5 separate regions of the Homo sapiens genome follow, and all the other regions are linked to region 4. A link is a contact called in ENCODE Hi-C or POLR2A ChIA-PET data. All regions are on one chromosome and are shown on one strand. Each heading gives the region's core, a stretch centred on a gene start or an enhancer-like site at or near the end of the contact. The rest is flanking DNA. Distances are from core to core; before and after follow the strand shown.

Region 1 (4,538 bases), core at 2,025-4,524, 1.3 Mb before region 4:
CACTATGCTAAGTACCTCTTAGATCTGAAAACTAGGTGTGGCAAAGACTGCTATTTACATACTCAACATGAATTTTGCCCTTCTTCCTTACTTGTAGAACCCCTATATTATTAGGAGAATAATGCGTCTAGCTTAGAAAAACACACATATACACATAATTCCCAGCCCCACTTGCAGCAAGGGGTGGCTATTGATAGGTAGACAGGAACCATTGAGTGGGGCTTTGGGAAAGTCCTTTCATCCCTTGCCATCTTGCACCATGGATCGACCTGGAGGCTCTGGAAACATGCTCCGAGAATAGCAGAGCAGAAAGACATACCGAGCCTGGGTCCCTGAAGAACTGTGGAGTCACTGGCCATGGACTGCCCCTCTCTAGGCTTCTGTAATGTAACAGGATAACACCCTAATTTGTTTAATAAGCCACTATAGACCACCTCTGATACTAGCACCTTAATGCAATTCCTGATATTCAAGGCTTTTTCTAAAAAAATGTCATTCTTTTCTAATGGTCAGAGGTAGGATACAGACTGGTATTACAAGGTAAAGATAACTTAGCCTTGAACAGATTAAGACAAATAAGAGGAGCACTGCTTCAAGTAGCAGTCAATAAGCTTATTTATTTTTTCTCCAGTTAATTACTAAAAACTGAAATATCATCTTAAAGATACCTTTCAAATGGTATTTATGGAATTTCTTATCCCCTAAAGAAAATAGGTGGAGAAAGTAGAAAATAGCATCTTTTTAAAAGGACTTCAATATGTTCATTAATGGAGTCATAATGCATCAAGGGAAGTCAGAAATTTTTTGCAATACATCTTTTTTTTTGCATCACAGGGGACATACCATGTCTTCTCACTAAACTTCCTTTGATGGCTTAAGGTTACTCTTGACATGACAATAAGGTAGAATCTCTATGTTTCCAGATACAGTGCCTTGTGAAGAACTCTTCAGGCCTAAGGAGGAATGTGTACAGGCCCTAGAGAGGGCAGGTCTCTGCTGGAAAGCTCACTGTTTATGAATAATCTAGTGGGCAGTGCACAAGACAAAAATACATACAGAGCCATATTTTAAAATTTAGATTTTATTATTATTTATGTATGGTGAGGCCAACAGATCAGGAGATGGTCTGCTATCAAAAAGACAGTTTATTATTCACCCAGCCCAAGAGGAGGATGCACACCAAGCCACACAAGGCAATGTGGAGAAGCACCAAGGTCCAAAGGAGGCAGAAGGAGTGGGAGGAAACATGGCAAAAAACATTATGTGATTTTTGCAGGAAGGAATGGACAAATCAGGATAAGCAGGTTTAGTTTGCATAATTTCAGTGGGATCTGAGATGTAGGAGTTGTTCCTAGTTGTCTGGTACTTTGCCCTGGAGTGATTAGGGCAGGGGAATATTGGCATGGAGTGTAACAGCCTGATAAAGAAGGTAGATGATCAGTGTGTGGCATGCTGGGTGAGTTGTTTGCTATGTCTAGGAATTAGCTAACCCTTGGAGGGGTTATCTCCCTGGTCAGGGAGACCCCAGATGCCAGAGCATCAAGAATACAAAAAATAAGAAAATATAGTTAATGGAAGTGGCCACTGATCTAAGACACCAAACAGGATTCTCTTGTTCAGCTGTGTTCAGCATTTACGGATACTGCTCTGCGACAGGCACTGTGCTGGGCCCTGAGAGAGGAGCATCTGCATGACACAGCTGCTGACCTCCACAAATCTCAGGCCCAGGACTCTGAGCTCATGATCTAATTCTAAATGACTTTGGCAAAGGAAGGAAGTGTGTTCCAAAGAAGGCCACATCAGTTTAAATATTGGCAAACCAATGCCAGGGTCATGCAGACAAAAGACCAAATAAATGCACCAAACCAGAGCATTTTTCTCCCCTTTTCCACAGAATATTGTCTCTCTCTTATTTTCCCACCAGGGATGCTCCTTTTTGCGACTCAGACCTAATGTACTTGCTCTATTTTCCCGGGGGGTCTAAACTCAGGAACCAGAAGAATGACTAAATGAGAAATAAAAGTAAAATTCTGAGCCCCTGAACTGACTGAATAGACCCATTGTTCACTACATAGAAAGCCAGTCATTGAGACAAGGAGTATTGCCAGGGAAGAAGGTTCTATTTGGGTGCTGCAGCCAAGGAGAATAGGAAATCAGTCTCAAATCCATCTCCTCAACCAACTAAAATTAGAGGTTTATATGGCAAGGGAGAAATGTGACTACATGTGAGAAAACAGGAATTAGTGAGCGGTAAGGATGAGGACTTGTTCAACAGGCAGCAGGTGGCTGGTTAGGCAATCATGATGGGTGAGGGGTATGGTGCCTCATTGTCCAGATGCAGTGATCTGGTAAGTTTCAATTCCTTGATACTATCTGGGAGGCCTCATGGTTGGTTTCCCAAGAAAGGAACTCAGATAAGAAAGATGTAACTTTCTGAAGTTTTAAGACTGGGAGGGTAAATTTCCAGGTTTATTCAAAAGAAACCATAAACATCAGTTCTATAGGACAGTTGGGCTGATTTCACACCAACCAGCATTCCTTCCTGATAAGAGACCACCAACCACAGAGAAGTTCTGGCCAATCTACCAGGGACTCACAGCGAGGGTTTTCATGTCCTCTGCTTTGCCATTTGACATCAGAGGGCTGAAAACTTCACACTGGGATCATGCTAACACCACCATTTTTTGAATATGGGTCCCATAGAGAGGCAGGAAGCTTAATTGTGCATGTGCATATTTCTCCTTTCATAAATATTCATGAATCCTCCTACAGCTCATTGAATATATTTGGCCACCCTGCTCAGCATAAATTTCTGTTCCCTTTGTCCTTCCTTCCAAGTGTCTGTTCTCAGCTTCTGACCAGAGGCTATGCTTCCAAGCCTGTCAGAAAGGCCACCCTGCAGGCTGTAACCCTTCATGAGAAATAAAGCCCTTTTCTAAATTTATTAACCTCCTCATTCTTCAGTTGACATAAGTAGAGCATCATAGTCCCCACAAATCATTTCTGGGATACTCTGTTCTTATTTGTAAAACAAGGAGATAGGAAATGCATGCTATACTAAAAGTTTGTTCAAAGAACATCCGCACGTGCAAATGTCTGAGACCAGAGGCTGCAAGCCTCCCTGTCGCTCTTAGGGCTTCGGTAGCCACATTGCCACAGCTCTCCACGCCCTCAGGTAACGCCCCTCCGCAGGCCGAGACGTCGGCACGTACACTGTCAGGTCTTCCCGCTTTCCGTCGCTTCCTGTTCCGTCTTGGTCCCGCCTGCCGCTGGCGCCGTTGTTTCCGGCTCAACTGGGGAGCTGCTGGAGCTCTTCTGGCCTCTGGTTTTCCGACTGCTTATCCGACGCTCCTCCCTCTGTCTCTGTAGCTGGAGAAGGTAGTTTCCAGGAAAGTTTTCCGGTTTGCAGGCCGCGCACATCGGGCAGGGGCCATCCTCGGTCCCCTTGCTCGTTGCTCGCAGCCCCGTTCGGCTACAAGTGAGTTTCAGGGCGTCATGGCCAGGGGCCACCGCGGCCAGCCGGGTGTGAGGCTGCCTTTCGCTGCCCGCGCGCTCCAGTGGTCTCTGGGTCCGCCGGCGTCCGTTTCGGCCTGAACGCAGCCCCTCCGCGGCGACGAGCAGTCTCGCGCCGGAGCTCATGGCCTCGGAGGCGCCGTCCCCGCCGCGGTCGCCGCCGCCGCCCACCTCCCCCGAGCCTGAGCTGGCCCAGCTAAGGCGGAAGGTGGAGAAGTTGGAACGTGAACTGCGGAGCTGCAAGCGGCAGGTGCGGGAGATCGAGAAGCTGCTGCATCACACAGAACGGCTGTACCAGAACGCAGAAAGCAACAACCAGGAGCTCCGCACGCAGGTGCGCGGTCCTCCTCAGCCCCGCGCCCCATCCAGCCCAGGCGAGGCCTTCGAAGCCCGTGATAGCCTCGGAAGGGGTCCCTGGCAGGGGCTCAGAACTACTGTAGAGTACTTAAAGTAAATAAGTAGAAGCTCAGCGCAGTTACAATTCCAAGTACCTTAGGAGCAAACCTGAGTTCAGGTTACTTGATTTAAATCAATGTCTCGCGGCTGGCGTGAATTGAACTTAAGTACTGTGGCTACATTGTCTTCATTCTCACTTGACCTAACATCCCATTGGCAGTAGGCGCATTTACTGTAGATCACATTTGAGTTTATTAAAATGCTGGACTTGAGTCAGAATCCCATCTCTGCTATTCACTGGGTGTGTGAACTTATATACCGAGTCTCAGTTCCCCATTAAATGAGAATGATAGCTCACAGTAGTAAAGGTGAAGTAAAACAAACAATTTTACAAACTTTTGAATGCTATACCTGTTTAAGGTTGCTCTTCTGGGCGTTTATCATCTTCGGCTTTCTTGTGTAAGTAGGGACGATATATAACTGCTTTTGTTGGAGACGTTAAGCAGCTTATTTCGTTTCCAAGATGGTAGGGGCAAATGTTAATACTTAAACTGTCACATTAAAAACAACCTTGGCTGGACGCGGTAGCTCACGCCTGTAATCCCAGCACTTTGGGAGGCCGAGGCGGG
Region 2 (4,047 bases), core at 1,263-3,762, 1.3 Mb after region 4:
TCAAATGGTTTTTCTTTTTTAGTTTGTTAATATGGTAAATTACATTGCTTGATTTACCAATGCTAATTCAACCTTGCATTCCTAGGATAAGCCCCTGTTTGGTTATAATGTATTATCTTTTTTATATATTTTTATGTATTTATATATTTATATATCTTTTTTATATAATCTACTTTTTACTGCCTTGTCTCATGTAAACCTGTGTAATTTCCCATTGGGTCCACCTTAGGAAACAGTCTTTAAAGTTTTCTCCGTAAAGCAAGTACCAGTATACTCTTTTATGGTCAATACAATGCTAATTCAACCTTGCATTCCTAGGATAAGCACCTGTTTGGATATAATGTATTATCTTTTTTATATACTGTGAAATAAAAGTGACTAGAATTGTGCATATTATGTTTATGAGAGATATTGGTCCATAGTTTGCTTGTTTAATATCTAGAGTTTGGGTATTAGTGTAATGCTGGCCCCACAGAATGAGCTGGGAAGTATTCCCTCCTCTTCAATTTTTGGAGGACTTTATCTAGAATTGGAATTATGTTTTCCTTATATATACCATGTTAACACCCTACAAAAGAAAGCCTAAGTAGCTGTAATACTATCAGACAAAATATACTTCAGAGCAAAGAACATTATCAGCAAAGAGGAGGGTCATTTGTAAAGTGGATAATTTCATAATAATGAAACTTTCATAAAGGATAAATTCATACAAATAAGAGAATAACTATGTTTATGCAACTAATAGCTGAGCTGCAAAGTACATGAAGCAGAAATTGATAGAACTACAATTGAAAAAAACCAGTAATAGTCAGAAATTTCAATACTCTCAATAATTAGTAGAATAAGTAGACAGTAAATCAGAAAGGATATAGATTTGAACACTAATATCAACCAACTTGACATGATTGACATTTATAGAACACTCCATGCAACAACTGCAAAAAACACATTCATTTCAAATGCACAGTGAGTATTTACCAAGACAGACTATATACTCTGGGCCACAGAACAAGTGTCAATAAGTTTAAAATTATTAATAGTGTACGAAGTACCTTCTCTGATCACAATGGGATTAAATCAGAAATCAGTAACAGGCAGCTACCTGGAAAACTCCTCCACATTTGCAGACCAACACTTACAAAAAACCCATGGTCAAAAAAAGAAAGCAATAGGGAAATTACAAAGTATTTTGAAATGAAGGAAAATGAAAATACAATATATCAAAATATGTGGAATGTAGCTAAAACAGTATAGAGGGACACTTATCACACCAAATGCCTGTACAAACAAGAGACATCTAAAATTAATGGTCATCAGTTTCTGAGTTAAGAAACTAGAGAAACAAAACAAGAAATTTAAAAATTAAAAAATAGCAGAGTAAAGGAAACAATAAACATAAGAGCAGAAATCAATAAAATAGAAAACAGAAAACCAGTAGAGAAAATCCAAGAAAGCAAAAACGGGCTTTGAGATTTGAGATCCGTAAACCGAGAAGCCCCTCACCAGATCGATCAGAAAAAAAGATGACACACAAATTACCAATTTCAGAACCTGAGGGGTCAGATTTTATAGACATTAAGTGGACAATAAAGGAATACAGCTAACAGATTTGCATTATTAAACAATTTAGACATTTCTACAAATTATTAAAGCTCACTCAAGAGGCGATATCAATAAATATTTGTTGAATTAGTGAATACCAGCTATTACTATGGGCAAGGCGCTAAGTCCAGGCTTTAGAGAGAAAGAAAGCATTTTTTTTTTTTTTTTTTTTTGAGACAAAGTCTTGCTCTGTCGCCCAGGCTGGAGTGCTGTGGCACGATCTCGGCTCACTGCAACCTCCGCCTCCCGGGTTCAAGCGATTCGCCAGCCTCAGCCTCTTGAGTAGCGGGGTTACAGGCGCACGCCACCAAGCTCGGCTAATTTTTGTATTTTTAGTAAAGATGGGGTTTCACCATGTTGGCCAGGCTGGTCTCGAACTCCTGACCTCGTGATCCGCCCGCCTCAGCCTCCCAAAGTGCTAGGATTACAGGGGTGAGCCACCGCGTCCGGCCAAAGAAAGCATTTTCCTTCCAAAGAAGCTCTCAGGTTACTGGAGGGGCAAAAGAACAGATAAAGTTTAATGTTGCTCCGGGGGAGAAGATTAGGGGAACACTGGTTAAAGAAAGGCTTCTCTGGGGACAAGTCACTCGGCCAACACACGAAGGACCCACAGAAAACGTCTGTTACAGCTAGAACGGCTGCACGTGAGTTCAGGCAAGGGGCCCAGAAGTGGCCCTCCGGCGACTGCCTGCTCCACCCCTCTTAGTGCAGTCCTAACCCTTTCCCAACTTGTGCTGGCAGCAGTTAAGAAACTCCTTTCAAATCCGGCTGTCTTGCGCCTGCGCATTCAAGCAAAGCGCTCATAGGCGGGGTGGGGGGGGTGGGGGGGGTTGGGGGGTGGGGGGGGTTGGGGGGTGGGAGGGAGGCGGCCACCGGAAGTGTGACCTTTCGCTCCCCGCTGCCTATTCTCATCCGGGGTCACGTCGGTCTTCCGGGTGTCTTTGACAGGGTTTTCTACGCCGCTTTTTCGGCGACTTTTTGCTCTTCCGCTTTTTGCCACCGCCCCCAACCTTCTATATCCTTGCAGCCCCTACCTTTTCTTGTGTTGCTCCTCCCCTGGCAGCCGTGAGGGGGGTTAGATCTCAGCCGGAGCCGGAGCTGGGCCTAGCTGTCCCACGGGCCACCACTACCTCCTTTGGTTCGGGAGAAAGCTACGACCAAGTACGCCCAGCTCGGGCCTTAGAACTTCTGAACGGGCAGTGCGGGTAGGCCCTGCTTAGCCCTTCCCGGAGGACACCTGTGAGTTTAGGGGGTTTCGGAGAGGAACGCAGCAGTGTAGGCCCAGGTCGGCGGCGGGGCACGGGAAACTTTTCCGAAACGGTAGCGTTTTGTTTTGCGTGGGAGGTTCCAGCAGTATCTCTTGGTTATTCCAAATTTATGGGCGGCATCTGGGCTGCTGTACATTTTGAAGAATCTTAGGACCGCTTACTTTGCTTACTCGTTTTCTATTCCTCGCGTACTGCCTCGTCCACCACTCCAGGACCAAAAGAGGAAGATAGTCTTGGGACCCTTGCATGGTGTTTCAAAGGGTGGTGAAGAACTAAGGTACGTAGCTGGATTAATTAAAAAATTTAAAAGGCATTTATCTTTTAAGCCTTAATTAAATGGCATGAAATTGCTTCAGCTTTTCACTTTATAGGAAAATGCACAGGTTAAGACTGTTGTGTGCGTTTCTTTTCTTGTTCAGCCTTTGTAGAAAAGCTCTTCGTCTCTCAAGGTGAGAACACGAAAGGCTTATATGTCTCAAAACTTATGGATTCTCTAAATTACTTGTCTTATCTCTTTCAACTCTTTGTTTAAAGTAGCAGATATTTTTCATTAGGGTGAACAGAGAAGAAACAAAGGGAAACTGTAAAACACAAGCTAAATAACACATGTGCAGTGTATGATTTTGTGAAGAAAGAGATTGTAACTGATTACTAAATCTGTGTTTTTATATTACAGGTAACATAGTAACTTTTGTAAATATCTTCATATTGTATGGTTCAGTACCACCAGGCTTCTAACACGTACTGATTAACAGCCATAAGGCTATTAATTTATACTGATTAATAGCCAGTAATAGTGACGTTACTTTGTTGGTGTGAATAGCCCTAATTATGTCTGTTCTGGAAATGTCCTGTAACAGGTTCCATGTGAAATAGGCCGTTTATGAGTTGTTTAAGAAATGCCCATTTGGAGCCATGTGACTAGATTATTTTTTTGAACACTTGGGTGTAATTTAATTCTTAACCAAAAGGAATATCCTGTTCAAAACCTGGAAGTAGTTTTCACAGTGGGTTGGCAGGATTTAGGAACTGGATTTTTCGTATTGTGGAGAAAAGTGGGTTTGAGATATCAAAGGTATTTGGACAAAATGGACAGTATCTTGGTTTAGCCAGTAAATTTCTGGTTTTCATTCTAGGTATATTCTGCTTTCTAAAGAATCCTGATGAAGGAATTATA
Region 3 (3,979 bases), core at 1,338-3,837, 1.2 Mb after region 4:
AGCGCTAGAAATAGAATGAGGTATTTTAATTACTCTTAGCGGTACCCCCAAATCATGCAAGTTATATATATTCTCATCACTTGTCATTCAAGTTTTTAAAACCATTATAACTTTGTCATTAATTTCTGAGGAACGTCTCCTACAACATGCTCTAAATTTTCAAAGTTATGCATGTTAAACTTCAAATTCTAACTCCAAAAGGAAGGTACTATTCAAGAACTTTCCTCAGAAAGTTTCAAGCGTGTGTACACACCTAAACCATCACGATGAATTGCAGAGTCCATTCTTTAAAACATGCCCCTCAACTACACTTCAGATGTGTTTGTTCAACCACACACACACAAAAAGAGAAAATTCTGGAAGTTCTTCTGCCAAAAAGCAGTGACAACCTGTCAATGAAATCAGATTGCTCCATTAATATATTATGGGTTTCCAGCTTAAATTAGGAAGTGTCACTAGCATTTCATCAACCCACAGTGTGAAGAGTTAATAAAAGACTGGAAAATGCACTCTCAGTTGGCTCTGGGTCCGAAGGAAGGTGTAGATCTGATACTGTTAACTCAAACTGAAGGGCTGAGCTTAAAAGCGAAAAACAAAAGGAGTGAACAAGTTCCTTAAACAAAAAGCTTTTTCCTACGAAATGCACCCGTACCGTGGTGACCGCATCAGTAAGACTGAATTTCAGATTTTCGTTTTAACGCCCCAGTAAATCAATTCTATACATTTTAGCTTTGAATATTCAAGGACAAGACAGAGGGCACGGTGAGGGCAACAATTTACTCTGGATCACTTTCAAGGACTGTTGTCTAACCACTCATTAAAATCGTTCCTTTGTGCAACTGATTATCTAAAAGTACTGAGAGAATGCAGTACTTCTCTTTGAAAGATAACCGTCAGCAAAAGCTAAAATAATGTGATTTTGATTACAAACTGATGCAGCAGTCTGACCAGTAAAGTGTAGAATGCGTTGTCTTTGTAAACATTACTCACAAATCCATATTCAAGTTACAAACGATATATGTGTTTTTAAATTATGACCTCTGGTACCGCTCTACAAAAATGCAAAAATAACCTAAAAGGTTAGCATGCCTATTTCTTTAAAGTATGACCAGCTTAGCAAGGTGGCAAGTTTGTTTGAAAACACAAAACACAATCACCACCACCGCTCAATAATACACATACATAAACAGATTCGAAGCTGTGTTAAGCACAAAAATCCTTACCCCATTTTGCCCAATGAAAACTTGCTCTGAAGTTTCAGCTCTTATGCTACGGAATAACTTCCAAAGGAATTTCTCCGTCTGCTATTTCGCAGTTGCTTTTCCACCCCCACCCCCAGATCCTTGTCCGGAGGTATTTCAAGGATGCTGCCAATTCAATTAGTTCTCTTAGGTAAAATGATTTCTCTCTTGTAAATACCAAAACGTTCAAACAGAGGCGGCATTTGCTTATTCGAGTTAAAATGCTTTGCGGAGGAGACAGCGATCAACTCTATTCCACAAAATGAGTCTACAAGTAGGGAAATGCAGAATCCGGCTTCACCGAGTCCTATAAAAAATGAGTTCGCTGGTCATTTCACTCATGTCCTCCTCGACACTCAGGGAGAGCCAGGTAACTCGGCCTTTTCGGAGCTAAGGCTGCGGGTTCAAATTTCTCCACCACACCAGGTCTCCGGGGGTGGAGCGAGCAACCAAACGCGACGTGCACGTGAATAAAAATCCCAAAAGCAGTAATGCCACGGCTTCCCTGCGCTCACATTAGGAAAAAAACTACACAGGAAAATCTCCTCGAAGTGCAAACCCGGCAGCTCGCAACCTGCACGGCACTCCACATTGGAATCTGTCTTTTTAAATGTTTCTCCTCCTAAGACTCGGAGCAGAGAAGAGGTGGGGAGGACGAAGAGAAGGCTAGGCAGGATCGATTCATTCTCCCGAAGAGAATAAACGGAGCCATTTCCAGGCTGGCAGCAGGCTGGGGGCGCAGCGCACGCCGGAGAGCTGGAGGAGGGGACCCGATCCCACCTCCCTCAGCCCCTTCCCGCCCCCCGCCGCCGAGCACAATGGAGCCCGGCTGGTGCCCGGCCCTTCATTCGCGGCTGCCCCCTCTTCCCTCCTCTCTTCAGAGCACAGCGGGTCTGAGGCTCCCGTCGGCGGAGAATGAATGAATCACAGAGCCAAGCCCCACGCTTCCACTGGCACCCTGCCCCCAGCTCCAGGGCGGGCGAAAGGGGCCGAAGGGTCGACGGGCGCCTGCCCGAGCCAAGGCGGGAGGCTAAGCCCGCGTTGGGGCCAGGAGAGCTGGGCTCGAAGCCGAAGCGCAGCCGCCGCTCCAGCGCCCCCACCCCTACTCCTCGTCTCTCACGCTCCGCGCCGCCGCCACGCGCCGCCTCACATTCCCCGGGCCCCGCCGCCGCCTCTTCACACTTCCATCAGCGCCCGCCTCCGGCTACCGCCGGGCAGAGCAGCGCCAGCCCCGGCGGCCTGAAGCCTGCCGCTGCCTCCGCCTCCGCCGGCCGGCCGGCTGGCAGAGAAGAGGGTGCTGCTTTCCCGGTCAGCGCCGCCGGCGTGAAGCTAGCGCGGCGGCAGAGTGGGCTGCGGGGGGCGGGAAGGGGGCGGAGAGAACGGGGAGCGAGGGCGGTCCCTCCCTCTGCTCGCGGGAAGGGACGGGAGGCGGTGGCCGCCGCGGAGCCGCGGCCGGGGGCTGGGGCGCGGACTGGTCCCGGGAGCCCGACGGGCCTTGCGAGCAGCGGGCCGCGGGAGAAAGCAGCAGCCGCAAGGCGGCGGAGAGGCTGATGGTGGGGGGCCGAGCGGCCCTCGTGGGGAGCTGGGCCGGCGGCAGGCCCTCAGTCCGTTCGTCCTTCTTTTCCCCCCTCCCCTAGAGGCTGGCGGCTGGCTGGCCGTGCGCTCTGCTCCTCCTCTGGCTCTTGGCCCCGCTCCCGACCGCCACAGCCTCCTCCGCGCCCCACACCAGGTGCTCGCGCTGTGTCTCCATCCTCCCCGCAGGAGGACCTTTAAATAGCAACGTCAGCGCGCTTCTCTCCGCACACACGTCACCCGCAGCTCACGTCACCGAGGTGCGGGGGATGATGTCACGCGGCCGGAAGTACTGCTAAATTAGGGAAGGAGCAGGGGGAGGAGGACTCGGCGAGCTCCTGTGTGCCCACCTGCTCTCACTTCTCCTTAAAGGCCAAAGCACAGGAGACAGCCCGAGAGGAGCTCGAACAAGGAAGCGGCGGGAGGAGGAGATTTCCTTGCAACAAATGTGCCAAACCTGAGTGAATCATTCGTAGCAAAAGTGCAGTGTCAAGCGGGTAATAGCCTATCTCCCACTCCCACCGCTATTGCAGCAGCACCCCCGGGCTTCTCTTGTCCTGACTAGCAGGGAAATGTGGGAGGGAGAGCCTGATCACACTGCTGGTAGATGTGCTTCCAACAGGACTTCGGAAAAATCACCTAAATTTTCAATTATAGAGTGCCATTCTGGACATAGTCGACTTTTAAACTTTTTGTTAGTGGTTACCTGAAACACGAAAGAATAAAGAGCAGAGCAATAAGCAAACGAAATAATGTTATAAAGGATAGTAATTTTATTTGCAAAATAGCAGTTTTGACATAGGAAAATGAGTCAATCTTAGTTCACGTATAGCAAATGCCAGTGTGTCCTCTCAGTTTCTCTTCATCAAGAATATGAGTTCCATGACACTTGGCTCCAGCCAGTAAAACAAGAAAGAGAAAAAGTATATGGGTTTCAGTCTGTGGAATTTAAATTAAAATTTAAAAATTAAAAATAAGAAAGAGCACCAAATCCTTTTTCATTAACACAAGCATATTTTCGTCTTCTTTAGTTTTGACCACATAATATGTAATTACAATATCTCTTAAGTGTGTTTTGCATTTTCTGTATGGCAAGGGTGAGTAGCTGTCTATAGGTTTACTAGCTATGTGTGTCTATAAACACCATATTATGAGTGCTTTTTACA
Region 4 (4,300 bases), core at 529-3,028:
CCAATATTTGTTAGGCACTAAATATACATGCAGGACACTTTTCTGTATGTTGTTTCATTTAATTCTTAAATAATCCTTTACAGACTCAGAGAGGTGAAGAGAGTAGCACAGGTAGTATCAGAATTGGGATTCAAACCTGACACATACACTGAGCACTAAGTTAAAACCGGGCACTGGGCAGCTGCTGAGGATGCGATGGTGAGTACAACAGACTGCTTGCTCTTTTTGATATCTAGAATCGTACAGCTCTGCTGTGCTCATCCTTGTCTGTTGTCATTTACTAGTTGACATCTTCGTTGACTACCTAGAAGCAGCTGCTTCGACATCTATCCCAACCTGAATCCCGTCAAAGGGAGATTACAACAAATGTGCTTTTTGTCTATCATCTCTAGCTAGTGTTTCACAGTGGGGGGAGTATCATTTCCTGGGTGACTTTGCATAGAGCAAGCTCCCCAAAGGCCAAGGAATACTCAATCTAGATTCTTCCAATCCTCCGGTACCCACCAAGTCAAAAGAATTCTGGCTCCCTGTAGCTTCATCTAAGTGCTTTTCTGTTAGAGGAGAAAAGTGAGGAAAGCGATGCTCTTTCAATAAGTTCGGCAGGGTGGGGCAAGGAATGGTACAAATTGATTTTTTTTTTTTCTTGAGACAGAGTCTCGCTCTGTCTCCCAGGCTGGAGTGCAGTGGCCCGGTCTCGGCTCACTGCGACCTCCACCTCCCGGATTCAAGCGATTCTCCTGCCTTAGCCTCCAGAGTAGCTGGGACTACAGGCGTACGCCACCACTCCCGGCTAATTTCTGTATTTTTAGTAGAGACGGGGGTTTCACCATATTGGCCAGGCTGGTTTCGAACTCATGACCTTGTGATTCGCCCGCCTCGGCCTCCCAAAGTGTTGGGATTACAGGCGTAAGCCACCGCGCCCGGCCGGTACAAATTAATTTAACACATCTTTTGATAATCTCATCCTTGGTGTTGGAAAAGACGGGAAAATCCAAAAGTGTCTATTTTGTGCCCAAATGCTCAAGTTAATACTCGAGGGCCTTGATCTCTGGCCTCTTGCCATCCCTCTCCCCATTATTTCTGAAGAAGTAGCCATTTTGCAGATTCCGGAGGATGGGAGCCACGGCCGGCCCCTGGTACTGAATCTCATCTCCTTCTCAAGGCTCCTTGGATCAAGTTGGGACCGGCAGCGCCAAGGCTGCTCTCCGTGATTTAGCAGCAACCTAGAGTCAGAGAGACCGGAAGATGGGAGGCCGGGATTCTCAGGTGGGGTCAGGGGTATGCAAAAATCCTTAGCAGCGGCCGCGCCCCCGCCCCGGGGAGGTAATTTGCGGAGGGCGGTGCAGTAGCCTCTCCAGTGCCCGCGTCCCACGGTCTAACGGCACTGCTCCCGGGGTGCGCGGCCCACGACTCAGGCTGCCTCCCCCAACCTGACAAGTGTGCGTCCTTACCACAAAATGCCACCACTTCCCTAAGTGACGCTGGGCCCCGAGGACCTGATTTGAAATCGGTGTTCAGAAGACCGAGCCCGGCTGGACGCAGCTGGCCTCCGGCTGAGAGCGGAGGGGAAGGGTTCCATACTCTCCGAGGATCCCGCGGGCTCGTGGCGTGTGGAACGCTTTTCATCGCTTTCAGTTCCCGTTTCCTTCGCCCCGACTGCCTACTCGGTCGCAGCTAAAGCCCGGAGCGTGGGATCCGGGCCCGGAGGAACGGGATGGCGAACGCGAGCTGCGCCGCGGCCAGGAGCCCGCCGCACCGGGCATGCTCAGTGGCGCGGCCGGCTGGGTGGCCCGCGAGCTGCACCCGGATCTGCTCGGCGGCGGCGACGTGAGCGCGCAGGGGGGCGGCGGCCTCGCCTCGTCTCTCTCTCTGCGCCTGGGTCGGGTGGGTGACGCCGAGAGCCAGAGAGATGTCGGATTTCGACAGTAACCCGTTTGCCGACCCGGATCTCAACAATCCCTTCAAGGTGAGCTTCGGCCCCAGCATCTCCTGCCGCCGCGACGCGTCGTTGTTTGTGAAAACGGACGAGTTCCTTCGCGCCCACTGCGTCTGCCCCTCGGCTCCCCTTAGCAGCCCAGAGAGGGGCGCGGGGCCGCCGTCCTCCATTTGGGGTCGCGCCCCGGCCCCGTGTCACTCCTTTGGGTTTTGGGGCTTGGGGGTGGAACCTCCTCAGCTCGTGCCCGGTCGCCCTTCCACACGTCCCCGACTGGTGAGGGTCGTGTCTGCAGCCGGGACTGGGCCCGCGCGCCCGGAGGGGTCCTGGCCCGCCTCTCAGGAGAGAAAGCCGAGGGCAGGTAGAGTCGCCCCTTGCCAAGCAAGTGTGGCTGGCAGGGCCGGGAGTCGGCGGAGGGGGGCCCGCCCTGGGGTGGGGTTGTCATGGGGACCCGAGGTGGCGGCGGCGGAGAGCTGCGTGGGGTGATGGCAGAGGTGTGGAGGAGGAGAGAGGTGAGGGCACCGAGTATGCTGCAATTAAAAAAAAAAAGGTTATGTTTTTATTTTTTAAACTTGTGTTGCACCCAAATACCACCAGTGGCGCTGCCATCCCCCCTCTTTCTGTTAGGTTGAGGTTGAGGTTATTGATACCAAAGCAAAACTTAAAAATAAACATATCTGGAAAACAATAGTGCACGTGGACGACCTCTTCCCTACCCAGCTGCTTCTAGCAAGGTAAACGATGGGATATTTTCCAAGCTCCTAGTGCGTCACCGGTTCTCTGGGCTATGTGAGGATACCATTTCCTACTTGAGCTGCTTTTCTTCTTGGAGTCGACCTTATCAACCCCGGCTTCGGAAGGGCTTGGCACAGAATCCTGCAAAGGAAGGCGGCTGAGATATTCATCGTCTGCGTTTAAATGAATGCAACATCTAAATAACTCTCTCTTTGAAAGTATTCTGAATTTCCTAATGAGTGTAACTGTTAGCACGTGTAATTTGTTTCCAACTGTTGGTTGAAGTTGTTTCTCAATCCCCCCGGCCATGTGCAGTAGTAACTTTAATTTGCAGTCACACAGAATAAAACAGGAACTCTAATTTGTGGTCACACAAGTGTCACTTCTGGCTTGTTGAGTTTACATCTTTTTACTCCTGGTTTTATCTTTCATTAAGAATCCTGGAAGAGGAAAACTATTTCTGCTCTGATTATTAAATGCCTGATAATTCCAAGGAGGATTATTTTAATGAAATGACCCTGATTATTATTGACAACTCGACTCACTTTGTAGCAGTGTAGAATTAGACTCAGTCACTGTTTCATTGTCCCTAATGTCACTTAAAATTCAGTACAACTGGCCTGTACCTTTCAGTGACATGGTTGCATTTTAAGACTTTTTTTTTTTTCCTGGCAGTTTTGTTTCAATTAGTATTGGACTTGCTTCCATGTTGTGGAAAATCAGGTAGTTCTTAAATGGTAGACTTTCTAAAGAGACCGTTCATAAATTGTTAAATGGGTGTTATTTTAAAATATTTTGAAGATAAAACATCAAGAACCTTTTAGCCTTTCCTAATTCAGATAATTCACTGACGCTGTTTATTCAGCATCTGACGATTTGGCAGTGTATTTTCTACTTGGTCATTCCATTTCATGGTTCATTTCATATTAACTGGCTCTCTTGTTAGGGCAAAACATTGTCTTCATCTTAGCCCAGACTGTCCTTTTGTGACATCTGATATTGCCATGACACTTTTCCTCTTCTGACATTCATAAAGTTGCTGTAGTAATTCTAAACCCAGGAGTTGTTTTAAATATTCATTGTGGCATAACGTTATAAATCTTTTTTGTTCTTTTATAAGTGGATGTATCCAGGACAATGATTATTCAAGTTTGTAAAATGCATCAGGGACAGATCATTTAGGTCTAAAGTAGACTTGGTTGTACACATATTTCTGCTTATGATCTTTCTCTGTTTTTGGTGACTGTTATAGCACTGTCAGTGTATCTGACCCTTTATTTTTCCATTTATGTTCACCTGCCCCTCCTCCTCACAAAGTATAGTTTTATATCTATATTTTGTCTTTTTACTTCTGCTTATATTTATGTAAAAGTGATTTTTGAAATAACATTTCTGATACTCTACTTAAATCTGAAATGTTTCTAGAATCATTTGAGTTACTTTATGATCATTTTTCTTTTTTTACTTTTTTTTTTTTTTTGAGACGGAGTCTTGCACTGTTGCCCCGGCTGGAGTGCAATGGCGTGATCTCAACTCACCACAACCTCTGCCTCCCGTGTTCAAGTGATTCTCCTGCCTCAACCTCCCTAGTAGCTGGTATTACAGGTGCCCGCCACCACACCCGGCTAATTC
Region 5 (4,290 bases), core at 992-3,491, 2.0 Mb before region 4:
TCTCCAAGTTGTCCCATCCCAACCTATCCTATGACCTGCTCCAATATTCTCCTTCCCTAAACTCCCTTGCATTCTGCAGCTTCCATACTCAAAACCTTTAAGATCTCTTGAATGTTTCTACGATAATCTCCGGTCCTCTTAGCCAGACACTCAGGGCCCTCCACAACCTGATGACAACTTCATAGCTCCAATCCAGTCCAACCAATCCAGCTCCAACCCAACCTTGTGCTCCACCTCATTGTTTCTTTCCCTTGGATGCTCTCCATCCAGCTTTTACCACACTTCCACTTCAAGCCACACTTTCAAACCCTGTCACCTTCCTGGACCATTTTAGTTCAGAGTGATTTTTTCACCCACCTCTAAATATATAGACTACTCATTTATTTGGGCTCTAAGTCATACACTCATACGAAAATTGTTATGTGTAAATACTTAATTGTTAACACTTGACAAATGCAACAACAGAAATGGAATGAACTTTAGACATCATTTAATTCAGCATCTCCTGACATGCACGAAAATCCCCTTCCACATTTCTCCTTTGGGTGAATATCAATTGACAGGGTGCCGAGCCTCAAATGTGGCCATTTCGCCTCTGAATTGTTCTTAGACTGAGAGGCATCTGCTTTTTAAGAAAGGAAAACTCCATTCATCCCATTCCAAACAGGTGAGAATCTAATGCCATCAGGGAAAAAAAAAAAATATTTTGCTATCCCGTCTGAATTGAGAGTTCCCTGTGTACAGTTTACGTCCCTGTGAGCATCTACCACTCACAGAGCCACCCTAAGCACGCTCTGCAGTGTCAGCATCACCTGGCAGTATGCTAGAAATTAGAAATGCAAATTCATGAGCACCAGCCCAGACCCATTGAGTCGGAAATTCTGAGGGTGGGGCCCAAGAATGTGAGTTTCAACAAGTTTGAGAAGGACTGCGTCTCCTATATGAAATGGAAAACAGCTGCTCATCCTCTGTATCCTTGCATAATAAAAAATGATTAGTGTCACTATGCCACCATTTCCTCAGCGAAATAATTTCCATCCCCCCACCGCCTCCGAGGGTCTTGCACTCTCACCCAGGCTGGAGTGCACTGGTGCAATCACAACCCACAGCAGCCTTGTCCTCTCGGGCTCAAGCAATCCTCCCACCTCAGCTTCCTGAGTAGCTTGGGACTGCAGGCGCAACCACCACGCCCGGCTAATACGGCTAATATTATTTTTTCATTTTTTGGAGAGACGGGGTCTCGCTATGTTGCCCAGGCTGGTCTGGAACTCTTGGGCTCAAGGGATCCTTGTGCCTCGGCTTCACAAAGTGCTGGGATTACAGGCGTGAGCCGCCGCGCCCGGCTCTAAATAATTTCTTATCGCCCTCCCTCAGTTTGTTTTTCCTGTTATCGGGTCACCCACACATTCCACAATTGTCAAATAGGTGAGGGCACAGGTACGGAAGCGTCCCGCATTCCCTCCAGATTTTATCACGCTGAGACACAAAGAGAAAAATAGCTCCTGGCGACCGCATGAAAACCCCGATTTCAAAACAGCCACATGCAGTTTAATTTCCTTAAAAGCTTAGCCGGAAAAGGTTTCTGTGGCTTGCGACCCCAGCTGGGCTTGAGAGAAGGCTCTGCACACTGGGGCGGGGGCGGGCACAAGGTGATCGGAGGGAGGGGGATGACTCGCAGTTGTGTTTTGAGTGGTTGCCTTGGGTTATCTTGTTCCTCCAGCACACACACACTCAGTTTCTTGTCATAAGGGGAACCCTGTTATTTTGTAGACAAAAAGTGACAGAAGCAACTTTCGAAGCAAAAAAAAAAAAAAAACAAAAAAAAACAAAACCAAAAAGACGAAGAAGAAGAACAAAAGTCAACGTGAAATCTCCCCAGAGGAAAAGGAACCGCGCTGTTTGTCCCTCAGTAACTGAGCAACACCCCGGACACGAAGGGCTCCCTGTGACTTCTGCGGTTTTTCTTGCACTTCTCCGCGTTGGTTCACTTCCACCCTCGAAACTCTCCAGAAGCGAGAAATAAGGCGGGGTGGCCGCCACCCCCAGGCCACCAGCTGTGCGGGGGCCCCAGCTGCAGGGGGTCCCGGCCCAGCGTCCCTCTCGGCCCCTTCCCTCTCCCCCGGGGGAGAAGGGGCGGGTCCACGCGGCCTGGGCGCTGCGCCCGACACGCGGTAGGGGTCGCTGCGTCTCGGCGCGCGCTCCCACCGCGGTGAATAACGGGGCCTGGCTGGAGGAGAAAGGAAACCTGCTGCGGGAGGCGGCGGCGACCGGCCAGGGAGCGAGGGAGGAGAGTTCACTTTTACTTCAGTGTCAGCGCGCGGCGGCCGTGGCTGGCTCTGGCGAGAGAGCACCGAGGGAGTGGGTCGCAGATCTTCGGGCGGCTAGGGGAAATCGGCGAGAGGCGGGATCCGAGCGCGCCGGCGGGGCGCAGAGCCCGCGAGCCTGGCCAGCGAGGGTAGCCGCGGGGGGCGCGCCCCGGGCGGGCCCCCGGAGACGCGCAGGATGCCACACGAAGAGCTGCCGTCGCTGCAGAGACCCCGCTATGGCTGTAAGTGCGCCGGGCGCGCGGGGTTCCTGCTGGCCTTGGGGAGCTCCCTCCCCGAGGACGGCGTTGGAGAAGCCGAGGGAGCCGGTTGCGCGGCGCAGAGGAAATTGGAAGGCAGCAACTGCGCGGCTGGCAAAGTTGGGAGCTGGAGTTGCAAAGGGCAGTGAATCGCGTCCCCCCGCTCCTCCCGCCCCCCAATTCCTAATATCCAGCTGGCAACCCAGACCCTCCACTCCGCATACCCAAACGGGGTGCGCGGGCAGTGCGGGGATTGCGCTCTGGGACAGACCAGGTTGGGATTTTAGGGGTATCAGGTGAGGAGTCCGCGGAGCTCCGGGTCGCCGCCGGCTTGGGCCAGGGGGTGGCGTAAGGCACCGGATTCTTCCAACCCAGAAGGGGAGGAAAGTTTGTTTGCTGTGGCTACAGGTGGGCACCGCAAGTAGGGCGCCGGCGCACTCTGCTAGTGCAAAGCCGGCTTGACTGGAAGGGCGGGAGTCTCCTCCTGTCCCGCGCCCTCGAACTTCACCTGACCCGCTAGAGCCATTGGCCTCACAGGTGTAAGTCCCTCCCCTCTGAAACCCCCCAACCCCTTTCCCCCCCGCTCCCCTCGCGCGGGAGGATTGCTGTGTGGAGAGGACGCGGCACTAGGCTCCGGGGAATCCGGCGGGAGCCCGCGTGACTTGAACGAGATGGTGTCGATTACCCAGCCAGGGGCTGCCCTCGGAAATAGGTTGCTTTGGCCGATCGTGAGTGGATGGAGCCAGATTAACACCAACCACGTGGCTTCATGTGCAGAGTTCAGAGTCCTAAACATGTGCCAGGAAGCATTTCCTTTAAAACAAACAGAAAGTTGGCCTGCTGTCTCTCCAAGGTGGCCCTGTCAGTGAACCCAAGGCCGAAGACCACAGGTTAATCTTTGCCCAGGCTGGCCTTGGTGGCAGAGGTACCAGGTTTGGGTTAAGGTGGTGATACCTTCAGCAGGGTGTTTTGTTTGTGTGTGTGTGTGGTTTTGGATGGTGCGTAAGGCCACTGACTTGCTTAACTGAAAAAGGGCTCCTCAACTTGTGTAGGTTCTTTCCCCTCCTCCCCGCTGGCGTGTCAAAGATGGGAGGTTATCTTTCCTGTGTTACCCTTGCAGTGAGGGGGAGGCCTGAGGACTACAGCCTCTGTACTCTAATGCATTCAGCAGTTGACTGAGACCCAGCTTTTTGCCTTTTGGTAAACCACACAGACAGCAGAGCCTCTTGGGTTCAAGAGGGAACGCTGTGCTCATTCAGTGTTTGCAGTGCCAACCTCAGGTGGGACCCAGCTTTTTGCCTTTTGGTAAACCACAGATACAGCAGAGCCCGTTGGGTTCAAGGAGGAATGCTGTGCTCATTCAGTGTTTGCAGTGCCAACCTCAGGTTGGTGGAAGTACTTTAATGTGACCAGCTCTCAGAATATATGGTGGCTTCACTGTGTCAAATGATAAGATAACCACAAACTTCTGCAAACTAGGTGAATCTACATGAACAAATGATTTCTTGCTATCACATGATTGATGTCGGCCCTCATGAGCAATAAATAGTGCAAAATTTCCGTGAATGTGGTACATGAATGCAGCATTTCTGTCAGTCCCTGCATGTGCATCTGTGATGCTGCTTGATTTTCACGGAATAAATCTGTGTTTTAAGTGCACTCCAGAAGAAGCTATCAAGGGAGTCCAGATCTGGCAAGCCTGAAGCCCACTCCACAGGGCCGCTTTC

What was found. Hi-C counts contacts between places; a loop is a spot of excess contacts on that map. ChIA-PET counts read pairs that join two places held with the same protein, here RNA polymerase II (POLR2A). Pooled maps may share reads with other maps.
Region 1: a loop to region 4 is called in a map of CD8-positive, alpha-beta T cell, with 6 times the contacts of the local background. The contact joins the promoter of AGGF1 here to the promoter of SCAMP1-AS1 in region 4. A Hi-C loop is called at or near these places in 4 of 168 maps with a recorded cell type or tissue (CD4-positive, alpha-beta T cell, CD4-positive, alpha-beta memory T cell, CD8-positive, alpha-beta T cell and 1 more), 1 of 37 single-sample maps with no recorded cell type and 10 of 50 pooled maps. POLR2A ChIA-PET finds 5 or more read pairs at or near these places in 3 of 52 experiments (CD4-positive, alpha-beta T cell, CD4-positive, alpha-beta memory T cell and activated naive CD4-positive, alpha-beta T cell).
Region 2: a loop to region 4 is called in a map of B cell, with 24 times the contacts of the local background. The contact joins the promoter of TENT2 here to the promoter of SCAMP1-AS1 in region 4. A Hi-C loop is called at or near these places in 2 of 168 maps with a recorded cell type or tissue (B cell and naive thymus-derived CD4-positive, alpha-beta T cell) and 15 of 50 pooled maps. POLR2A ChIA-PET finds 5 or more read pairs at or near these places in 2 of 52 experiments (activated T-cell and naive thymus-derived CD4-positive, alpha-beta T cell).
Region 3: a loop to region 4 is called in a map of B cell, with 19 times the contacts of the local background. The contact joins the promoter of HOMER1 here to the promoter of SCAMP1-AS1 in region 4. A Hi-C loop is called at or near these places in 5 of 168 maps with a recorded cell type or tissue (B cell, CD4-positive, alpha-beta memory T cell, CD8-positive, alpha-beta T cell and 2 more), 3 of 37 single-sample maps with no recorded cell type and 9 of 50 pooled maps.
Region 5: a loop to region 4 is called in a pooled map, with 8 times the contacts of the local background. The contact joins the promoter of IQGAP2 here to the promoter of SCAMP1-AS1 in region 4. A Hi-C loop is called at or near these places in 6 of 50 pooled maps. POLR2A ChIA-PET finds 5 or more read pairs at or near these places in 2 of 52 experiments (activated CD4-positive, alpha-beta T cell and endothelial cell of umbilical vein).

Annotation. Positions count from the first base shown.
Region 1 is chr5:77,027,130-77,031,667 of GRCh38, forward strand. It overlaps AGGF1 (angiogenic factor with G-patch and FHA domains 1), which reads left to right and starts at 3,275. Exons shown (of 14, transcript NM_018046.5): 1 at 3,275-3,847. The coding sequence starts at 3,638. RefSeq lists enhancers at 2,933-3,512, 3,152-3,501, 3,513-4,092.
Region 2 is chr5:79,609,929-79,613,975 of GRCh38, forward strand. It overlaps TENT2 (terminal nucleotidyltransferase 2), which reads left to right and starts at 2,513. Exons shown (of 15, transcript NM_001114394.3): 1 at 2,513-3,147. It overlaps LOC124901014 (a long non-coding RNA gene), which reads right to left and starts at 2,409. Exons shown (of 2, transcript XR_007058840.1): 1 at 2,214-2,409; 2 at 1,543-2,092. RefSeq lists an enhancer at 2,118-3,317.
Region 3 is chr5:79,511,547-79,515,525 of GRCh38, forward strand. It overlaps HOMER1 (homer scaffold protein 1), which reads right to left and starts at 2,588. Exons shown (of 9, transcript NM_004272.5): 1 at 1,224-2,588. The coding sequence starts at 1,228. RefSeq lists a silencer at 2,161-2,870 and enhancers at 2,865-3,412, 3,121-3,310.
Region 4 is chr5:78,358,763-78,363,062 of GRCh38, forward strand. It overlaps SCAMP1-AS1 (SCAMP1 antisense RNA 1), which reads right to left and starts at 1,779. Exons shown (of 2, transcript NR_105014.1): 1 at 1,452-1,779; 2 at 2-1,223. It overlaps SCAMP1 (secretory carrier membrane protein 1), which reads left to right and starts at 1,855. Exons shown (of 9, transcript NM_004866.6): 1 at 1,855-1,966. The coding sequence starts at 1,910. RefSeq lists enhancers at 907-1,503, 1,305-1,394, 1,425-1,584, 1,504-2,100, 2,495-2,614 and silencers at 1,765-1,854, 2,285-2,404.
Region 5 is chr5:76,401,044-76,405,333 of GRCh38, forward strand. IQGAP2 (IQ motif containing GTPase activating protein 2) reads left to right here and starts at 2,242. Exons shown (of 36, transcript NM_006633.5): 1 at 2,242-2,548. The coding sequence starts at 2,503. RefSeq lists silencers at 1,924-2,273, 2,444-2,553 and an enhancer at 2,207-2,707.